Regions from separate parts of the Homo sapiens genome. Here region 2 is linked to region 1. The links are chromatin contacts, found by Hi-C in ENCODE. All regions are on one chromosome and are shown on one strand. The core of a region is the stretch at or near the end of the contact, and the rest is flanking DNA. Distances in the headings are between cores, read along the strand shown.

Region 1 (3,927 bases), core at 1,428-3,927:
TGACCGCTTCGGCCTCCCAAAGTGCTGAGAGTATAGGCGTGAGCCATTGCGCCCAGCCATCAGATCTCATGAGAACTCACTCACTATCATGAGAATAGCATGAAGGGGAAACCATCCCCCATGATTCATTTACCTCCCACCAGTTCCTTCCACACCACGTGGGCATTATGGGATTACAATTCAAGCTGACATTTGGGTGGAAACACAAAGTCTAACCATAGCAGAAGGGTATTTAGAGATGGAGCTTTTTGGAGGTGATTAGGGTTAGATGAGGTTGTCAGGGTGGGGGTCTCTATGATGGGATTAGTGTGCTTATATGAAGAGATACAAAAGAACTCCCTGGCTCTCTCTGCCCTGTGAGGACACAGAGAGAAGCCAGAAATCTGCAAGCCCGGAAGAGGGCCCTCCCATAACCTGACCATGCTGGCACCCTGCTCTCGGACGTCCAGCCTCCAGAACGCTGAGAAACAAACCTCTTGTTTAAGCCACTTAATTTATGGCATTTTGTTTTTTTGTTTGTTTGAGACAGAGTCTCTCTCTGTTGCCCAGGCTGGAGTGCAGTGGCACAATTTCGGCTCACTGCAACTTCCGCCTCCTGGGTTCAAGCGATTCTCGTGCCTCAACCTCCCGAGTAGCTGGGACTACAGGCGTGTGCCACCACACCCAGCTAATTTTTTTGTATTTTTAGTAGAGACAGGGTTTCGCCATGTTGGCCAGGCTGGTCTCGAACTCCTGACCTCAGGTGATCTGCCTGCCTCAGCCTTCCAAAGTGCTGGGATTACAGGCGTGAGCCACCACCCAGCCAGTTTATGGCATTTTCTTATGAGAACCCTCATTTCGTCCCCTCACTCTTCCTGCAGTTCGTTCCTTTCCATTATCTTTTCCCACCTATTCTTAGTAGGCTCTTCCTCTGGGAAGCCTTCACTCTGAGATCCCTCAGAGCCCCATATGCCCCTCCATCATGGCCGCTGGCCACCAATGATGTAACTGCCCAGTGACATGTCTGTCTCTCCACTGGACTGTGGATACCCAATGGGCAAGGCTAAGTCTTACTGATGTGCTCCAGTACTCAGCAGAATGCCTGACACACAGTAGGTGCTCAATGAAGACGAATGAATGAGTGCCTGGCACAGAGCAGGTGCTCGGTAAAAATGAATATGTCCAATTAGCTCTGAAGTAATAGTTCCCACCTGGGACCCAGCTCCTCCCACCTCCCTGGGTGCCTGTCTCATCTCTTTCATCCTCAGCTGTCAGAGGGACTCTTCAACAATGCTGATATGGGCCAGCATGGTGGCTCGTGCCTATAATCCCAGCACTTCGGGAGGCTGAGGCAGGAGGATCACTTGAGCCCAGGAGTTCAAGGCCAGCCTAGGCAACATAGTCTGACCCCATTTCTAAAGGATTTTTTTTTTTAAATCAGCCAGGTGTGCTGTCGCACGCCTGTAATCCCAGCTACTTGAGAGGCTGAGGAGGGAGGGTGAGACTGCAGTGAGTCGAGATCGCACCACTGCATTCCAGCCTGGGCAACAGAGCAAGACCCTCTCTCAAAAATAATAGATAGGCATGGTGGCTTAGCCTGTAATCCCAGCACTTTGGAAGGGTGAGGTGGGAGGACTGCTTGAGCCCAGGAGTTCAAGACCAAACTGGGCAACAGGGCAAAACTGTCTCTACAAAAAAATACAAAAAATAAGCCATGCGTGGTGGTGGACGCCTGTAGTCCCAGCTGCTTGGGAGACTGAGGTGGGAGAATCACCTGAGCTCCGGAGGTCGAGGTGCACTCCAGCCTGGGCATAGGAGTGAGGCCCTGCCTCAAAAATAATAAATTTAGGCCGGGTGCGGTGGCTCACCCCTGTAATCCCAGCACTTTTAGGAGGCTGAGGCGGGCGGATCACCTGAGGTCAGGAGTTAGAGACCAGCCTGCACAACGTGACGAAAACCAGTCTCTACTAGAAATACAAAAAATCGACCGGGCGTGGTGGCGGGCGCCTGTAATCCCAGCTACACGGGAGGCTGAGGCAGGAGAATCGCTTGAATCTGGGAGGTGGAGGTTGCAGTGAGCTGAGATCACGCCACTGCACTCCAGCCTAGGCGACAAGAGCGAAACTCCGTCTCAAAAAAATAATAATAAATTTTAAAAGTTAAAATGCTGATATGATCCCCTCCTCCCCTGCTGAAGAGCCTGCTATGGCTCCCAATGCCTACGCTGGGCGGTCTGTGGTCCCTGCGTCGCTCAGCACCTGTGGGAAAGTGGGCCTGTTTGAAGTTAGAGGTCCACACCTGTGTCACTTCTCGCAACTTTACATACTGATTACTAATTCGAGTTTTTTGGTGTTTTTATCAATCCGATACTCAGTCTAGCGTCTATACAAGTGCACACGGTTCCCCCTGCCCTTCCTCGCTTTCCAGCCTCGGCTCTGCCTCCGCCTACCGCCTCGGTGAAGTCCACCTGGCCGGCCCCGGGCCTCACCGGTCCTTGGCGCGACCCAGTTCGTCTAGGGCGGCGCGCAGCTGCTGGTCGTGGAGGGCCAGGCGCTCGGCTTGGGCGTGCACCGTGCGCTCCGCCGCGTCCAGCCGCGCCTCCAGCTCCGCTGCGCGCCGGTGCACGGCTGCCAGGTGTGCGTTTGCCTCCCGGATCTGCAGGGCCGGCGGCGCCGACATGGCCCAGGCTGCTGTACAGGCCCGGCCACGCCCCCAGGCGGCCCGGAACTGGCACAGGCCCCGCCCCCGGGAGGGCCCCGCCCCACTAGACCTCGGCGCGATTGGTCGCTGACCCCGCTAGACCCCACCCCAGAGGGCTGGGTCGTGCTCTCCTCAAACCCAAACACTACCACCGGTTCCGGGATCATGAAACTCCGCCCCTGAGTTTGGGCTCACTCTAGGATTGGACAAGATCTTGACAGCCACGCCCCCAGGCTGGCCACATCCTTTGGCGGCTCGCGCAACTCAGGCTCTGGAAACAAGATTGGTCACACCTTCGATACTGTCCCCTCCCTACTTGGAAGCTAACACCAGGATTGGCCCGGACTCCGCGAAACAGCAAGCCTGACCACGCCCCCCGAACCTGTGGCCTGTCAGGGGTAGATCCAGGCACGGCCTCGCCCCTTCATCCCTTATACAGTCTCAGATTGGTCAAGTCCCTTTTAGGTTATGCCTCCAATTCTAGCCACGCCCCCAAGTCAAGCGCCTGTGTACTTCATCCGGCCTAGGGCGTGGGACAGCCGCGGGGTGAACAGAGGCCACGTCCCGCTGAGCTTCTCGTATTGTCATTGGTCACTTTCCCGATAATCCCCGCCCCTGATCCTGTCCACGGCCCAAAACAGTAGCACGCTGCTCAGACTCCAGCTTGGTGACTGACCACAGGGCATGACCACTCGCTATGCAGATTCTGACACTGGGTGTGGCCACATCCCCGCCATGCCCCGCCCCCCAGTCATTGTTTCGTCATGTCTTGCTCCTATCAACTGGAGTCCCGCCCGTCCCAGTCTGAGCCCGGCCCCTCCCCTAGTAGATAGTCCCCGCCTCTAGTAGTCCCTAACCTAGGACTCCCTGAGCTGGGACTAGCGAAATCTGTCTGCACTGATCGCAGTCGTCCTCAGTTTCACCCTCTAGGAATCGGCCTGGGGATGCACGTGCTACTCTCTTCCTCCAGGCCGGTCCCCGGCGCGTGCGCGCGATCCATGTCCATGTCCGCGCCTATCAATAAAGTTGCTCACTTGTTGCCGGCCCGCTAGCCCGAAAGGTTGCGCGCGCAGCCCGAGAAGTCTCGCGATAGCCAGCCGCGGCTGCCCTTGCGCTTCCCGAGCTGGCGGGGTCCGTGGTGCGGGATCGAGATTGCGGGCTATGGCGCCGAAGGTTTTTCGTCAGTACTGGGATATCCCCGATGGCACCGATTGCCACCGCAAAGCCTACAGCACCACCAGTATTGCC
Region 2 (3,927 bases), core at 958-3,457, 5.5 Mb before region 1:
TTCAAGCAATTCTCCTGTCTCAGCCTCCCAAGTAGCTGGGAGTACAAGTGCATGCCACCATGCCTGGCTAAATTTTGTATTTTTAGTAGAGACGGGGTTTCACCATGTAGGCCGGGCTGACCTCGAACTCCTGACCTCAGGTGATCCACCTGTCTCGGCCCCTAAAAACACACACACGTACCAGGGCATGTGTGCAAGAATGTTCGCAGCAGTAAATAAGGCAATCTGATGAAGAAATCAGGGTATAGTCACCCATGGAATTATATGCAATATGGAAAAAGGAATGAACTAAAAAAATGTAGATGAATCTTAGTAACAACGTTGAGTGCAAAAAGAAGGAAGTCTCAAACTTTTTTTTTTTTTTTTTTTTGAGATGGAGTCTCGCTTTGTCACCCAGGCTGGAGTGTAGTGGCACAATCTCGGCTCACTGCAACCTCCGCTTCCTGGGTTCAAGCAATTCTCCTGCCTAAGCCTCCTGAGTAGCTGAGACTACAGGCACCTGCCACCACACCCAGCTAATTTTTTTTGTACTTTTAGTTGATACAGGGTTTCATCATGTTGGGCAGGCTGGTCTCCAACTCCTGACCTCTGGTGATCTGACCGCCTCAGCCTCCCAAAGTGCTGGGATTACAGGCGTGAGCCACCACGCCTGGCCTGAAGCTCTTTTTATAAAGTTTAAAGCAATGAAACTATAAACAACATATTGATTGGGTAAAATATATACAAGATAATGCTATACTTTTAAAAGAGAAAAAGCACTTTACATTGTTTAGGTCTTTGGATCTGCATATGTCCCTGAGGTAAGTATTCCAGCCATGGGAAACTGAAGCACAGAGAGGTAGTCACCCACCAAAGCTCAGGGCTGGCCTCCAGAGCTTGAACCCTTGCCTGAGCTGGGGTCACCAGCCTGGGTGGGCCACGGAGCGATCATCATTTCTCCATCTGATCGGAAAGTCACCCACCACTCTGTTCTGGGGCCCAGCCCGCCTGGCTCCAGGCAGGCTCGGAGGCCGTGCTCTCCTGGACCTGGTGCATCTGGCTGCAGCCAGCACTGGGCAGGAAAATACCGCTGGAGCAGTGCCAGGTGCAGGACGTCCCCACTACCTGCTTCCTCCTGGGTCTGGAGGGCCACCATGAGCCCACAATCCCGGCCAGGCCCAAGCCGGTGGCTGAAGTGGGCAGCTGTGTCTAGAAGTAAGGCAATGAGGTAGGCGGCTTCCTGGGGCTCTGGGTCTTCCGCTAGGTACTCTTCTAGGCCGTCGAGCAGCAGAAGGGAGGGGGCTGGCCCCGGGGCCTCATGGGCAGAGCACAGGAGCCGGAAAAGCTCTCGGGTTGAGGGTGGGTACTGGAAGCGGATCTTCTAGAAGGAGAAACAGAAGGAAAGGGCCGGATTCAGCACAGGAAGCCAGACTCCTTAAAAGTAACCCTGCCTCCTTGCATACTTTCCTTGGTTCCAGGATGAACCAGTTCAGAGCTGTTAAATATTCTTATATTCGCCCGTTTTTCCAGCACTCATCACTGCCGAGTATTAGTTGAGGGCAAGCCATTTTTGCTTGTTTGTTTTTGGCCAAATCTCTAGCGCAATTTTTCCACGGAAAACCCTCCCCCAGCATTCTCGGTCTGACCCCATCCTTGACACTAACAGGAACCAACTCAGGTCCAGAATGGACCCAAGCTTAGCCCCGCCCCTTGATGGGCCGGACTTCAATCTCTGGGCACCGCCTCTTGCTAACACCGCCCATCATTGGATGGGCTCTCACTTCAATCTTAACTAAGCTCCGCGTGGTGCCACTCCTCACTCCGCCTGCCTGACTCCGCCCCATCGTGGCTGCCCTGGCTCGCTCTTCCACCGTCCTCTCCATTGGCTTGTCTACCTGTTACTCAATATCCCGGATCTACTCCACCATTGGCTAGAACGCCTCTGCTCCCACCCCCACGGTTACCTGGAGTCGCATTGGGTCTAGAGTCGTTCCGGTCCCGCGGGGCATGCTTTGAAGAGGCCTTCGTGTCAGGAAGAGGACTGGGCCTTGGCCCTCCCCCGCCGCCTCTAGGGCCGCAGCAAATAGCAGCGCTGTTTTTCCAGATCCTGGTGTACCGAGCAGCAGCAAAGGCGGTCCGGCGGCAGGCATGTTCTCCTCCCCGGACCAGGCCGCACCGCCCCTGGTTAGCACCCGCCTCAGCGTCTCCGCCATTCGCCGCGTAGCTCTGACCAATCGGTGGCTCGTTCCCAGCCTTAGTCCCGCCCAAGCCGTGGCCGCATCGGTACAGTTCACTTAGTTTCTCTATTGGTCTAGGAATCTGTCCATCAAAACTCGATTCCTCAGGTGAATGGGCAAATGGTTAGAACCTATGCGGAGGAATGGGTGCATTCGAGGGAAATAAGACCCTTCCCTGAGGGAGGCTGCTGGGGGAACCAGCACGAATACTATTATTGTCAGCTAATCAGACAAATATAAGGGTTGAAAGTTGGAGGAGTAGACCAGAATGAGTGACATATTATTTAAAGGCTCCTAGCCTCAGTTTGCCCTGCTGTAAAATGGGGCTTATGATATCTCAGAGGAGTATTGTGATCGGCATGTATTTGTGTGTGGTTTTGCTGATGTCATCCAATGACAACTGAGAGTTTTGGAGAGGGGGATGAGCTGTGTGCTTGTCTTTCTGTGCACCTGAGTATGGGCCGGAGTGTGTGTCTGGGGACACAGGCTCGTGGACAAAACATCAACGGCCATCCCCGAAAGTCTGTGAGATGAAGCCTCTCAACTTACTTCCTCACTGGCTAAGGGGTTCTGTGGGGCCGCCTTTGTGGTACGGGGGGAAGGCAGGACCGCAGGACAAAGAAGGAAGCAGGAGAGATAAAGAGACAGGAGCTGGAAGACTGAAGGAGAGATACAGCAGGGACATTGTCTTGTTCACTTCTGTTCTCCAGTACCGAGAATAGCACCTAGCACATTTGTAGGTTCTCAAATACGTGCTCGTTAAGACAATGAAGGAAGGGAGGTGGGATTGATGAGAAACAGGGAGAAAGGGAGGAACAAAGTGAATGATCGTGATCCCTGGCTGGATCTTCTCACCCAGACTTCGCCCCAGAGCTGCCACTCACGCCTGTGTTGCCCTGGCAACCTTGTCTCCTGGTAACTCCAAAGTGGTGCCGTTGCCTGGAGACCCAGGGGCAGGGAGAAAGTGAGATTTCCTGGGCTTTCTCTCTCCCTCTGGGACCAGAAAACAGCTCCACGACATCCCCCAACACACCCACTCACACAGCTGGGCTCACTCACACCCCTCTACACACACACACACACACACACACACACCATGGCATCTCTGAATATATTCTACTTTCAGAATCCCCATCATCCACATGCTCCAACCTTGCCCTATCCTGACACAAAGCATCCCATACAAACTCTGTCCCACATTCATCCCCCACACCCTTTCTCTTGCAAAACACGCAACTATGACATTGCCACTACACACACAGACACACACAGTGAAGCACACCGATACACTGCGCTGTCAAACACGCCACCTCAGCCCCCATCCCCCAGCAGATATACAACGCATGATTCACCTCACATTTCAACACTCCAAATGCACATACAGGCCAGGTGTGGTGGCTTATGTCTGTAGTCCCAGTGCTTTGGGAGGCCAAGGCAAGAGGATTGCCTGAGGCCAAGAGTTCAAGACCAGCCTGGGCAATGTAGGGAGACCCCCATCTCTACAAAATACTTCAAAATTAGCCAGGTGTTGGCCGGGCGCGGTGGCTCACGCCTGTAATCCCAGCACTTTGGGAGGCCGAGGTGGGCAGATCACAAGGTCAGGAGATCAAGACCATCCTGGCTAACACGGTGAAACCCAGCCTCTACTAAAAATAGAAAAAAAAATTAGCCAGGCATGGTGGCAGGCGCCTGTAGTCTCAGCTGCTTGGGA

The links. Hi-C counts contacts between places; a loop is a spot of excess contacts on that map. Pooled maps may share reads with other maps.
Region 2: a map of CD8-positive, alpha-beta T cell shows a loop between it and region 1 (16-fold over the local background). The contact joins the promoter of SWSAP1 here to the promoter of VMAC in region 1. A Hi-C loop is called at or near these places in 2 of 168 maps with a recorded cell type or tissue (CD4-positive, alpha-beta T cell and CD8-positive, alpha-beta T cell) and 2 of 50 pooled maps.

The regions. Positions count from the first base shown.
Region 1 is chr19:5,903,622-5,907,548 of GRCh38, reverse strand. VMAC (vimentin type intermediate filament associated coiled-coil protein) reads right to left here and starts at 2,677. Exons shown (of 2, transcript NM_001017921.4): 1 at 2,468-2,677. The coding sequence starts at 2,658. It overlaps NDUFA11 (NADH:ubiquinone oxidoreductase subunit A11), which reads left to right and starts at 3,759. Exons shown (of 4, transcript NM_175614.5): 1 at 3,759-3,927. The coding sequence starts at 3,841. RefSeq lists a silencer at 2,494-2,843 and enhancers at 2,884-3,003, 3,577-3,871, 3,681-3,927.
Region 2 is chr19:11,372,946-11,376,872 of GRCh38, reverse strand. It overlaps SWSAP1 (SWIM-type zinc finger 7 associated protein 1), which reads right to left and starts at 2,207. Exons shown (of 2, transcript NM_175871.4): 1 at 1,944-2,207; 2 at 704-1,360. The coding sequence starts at 2,192. The coding sequence ends at 857. RefSeq lists enhancers at 1,478-1,527, 1,548-1,627, 1,858-1,907, 2,128-2,197 and a silencer at 2,298-2,377.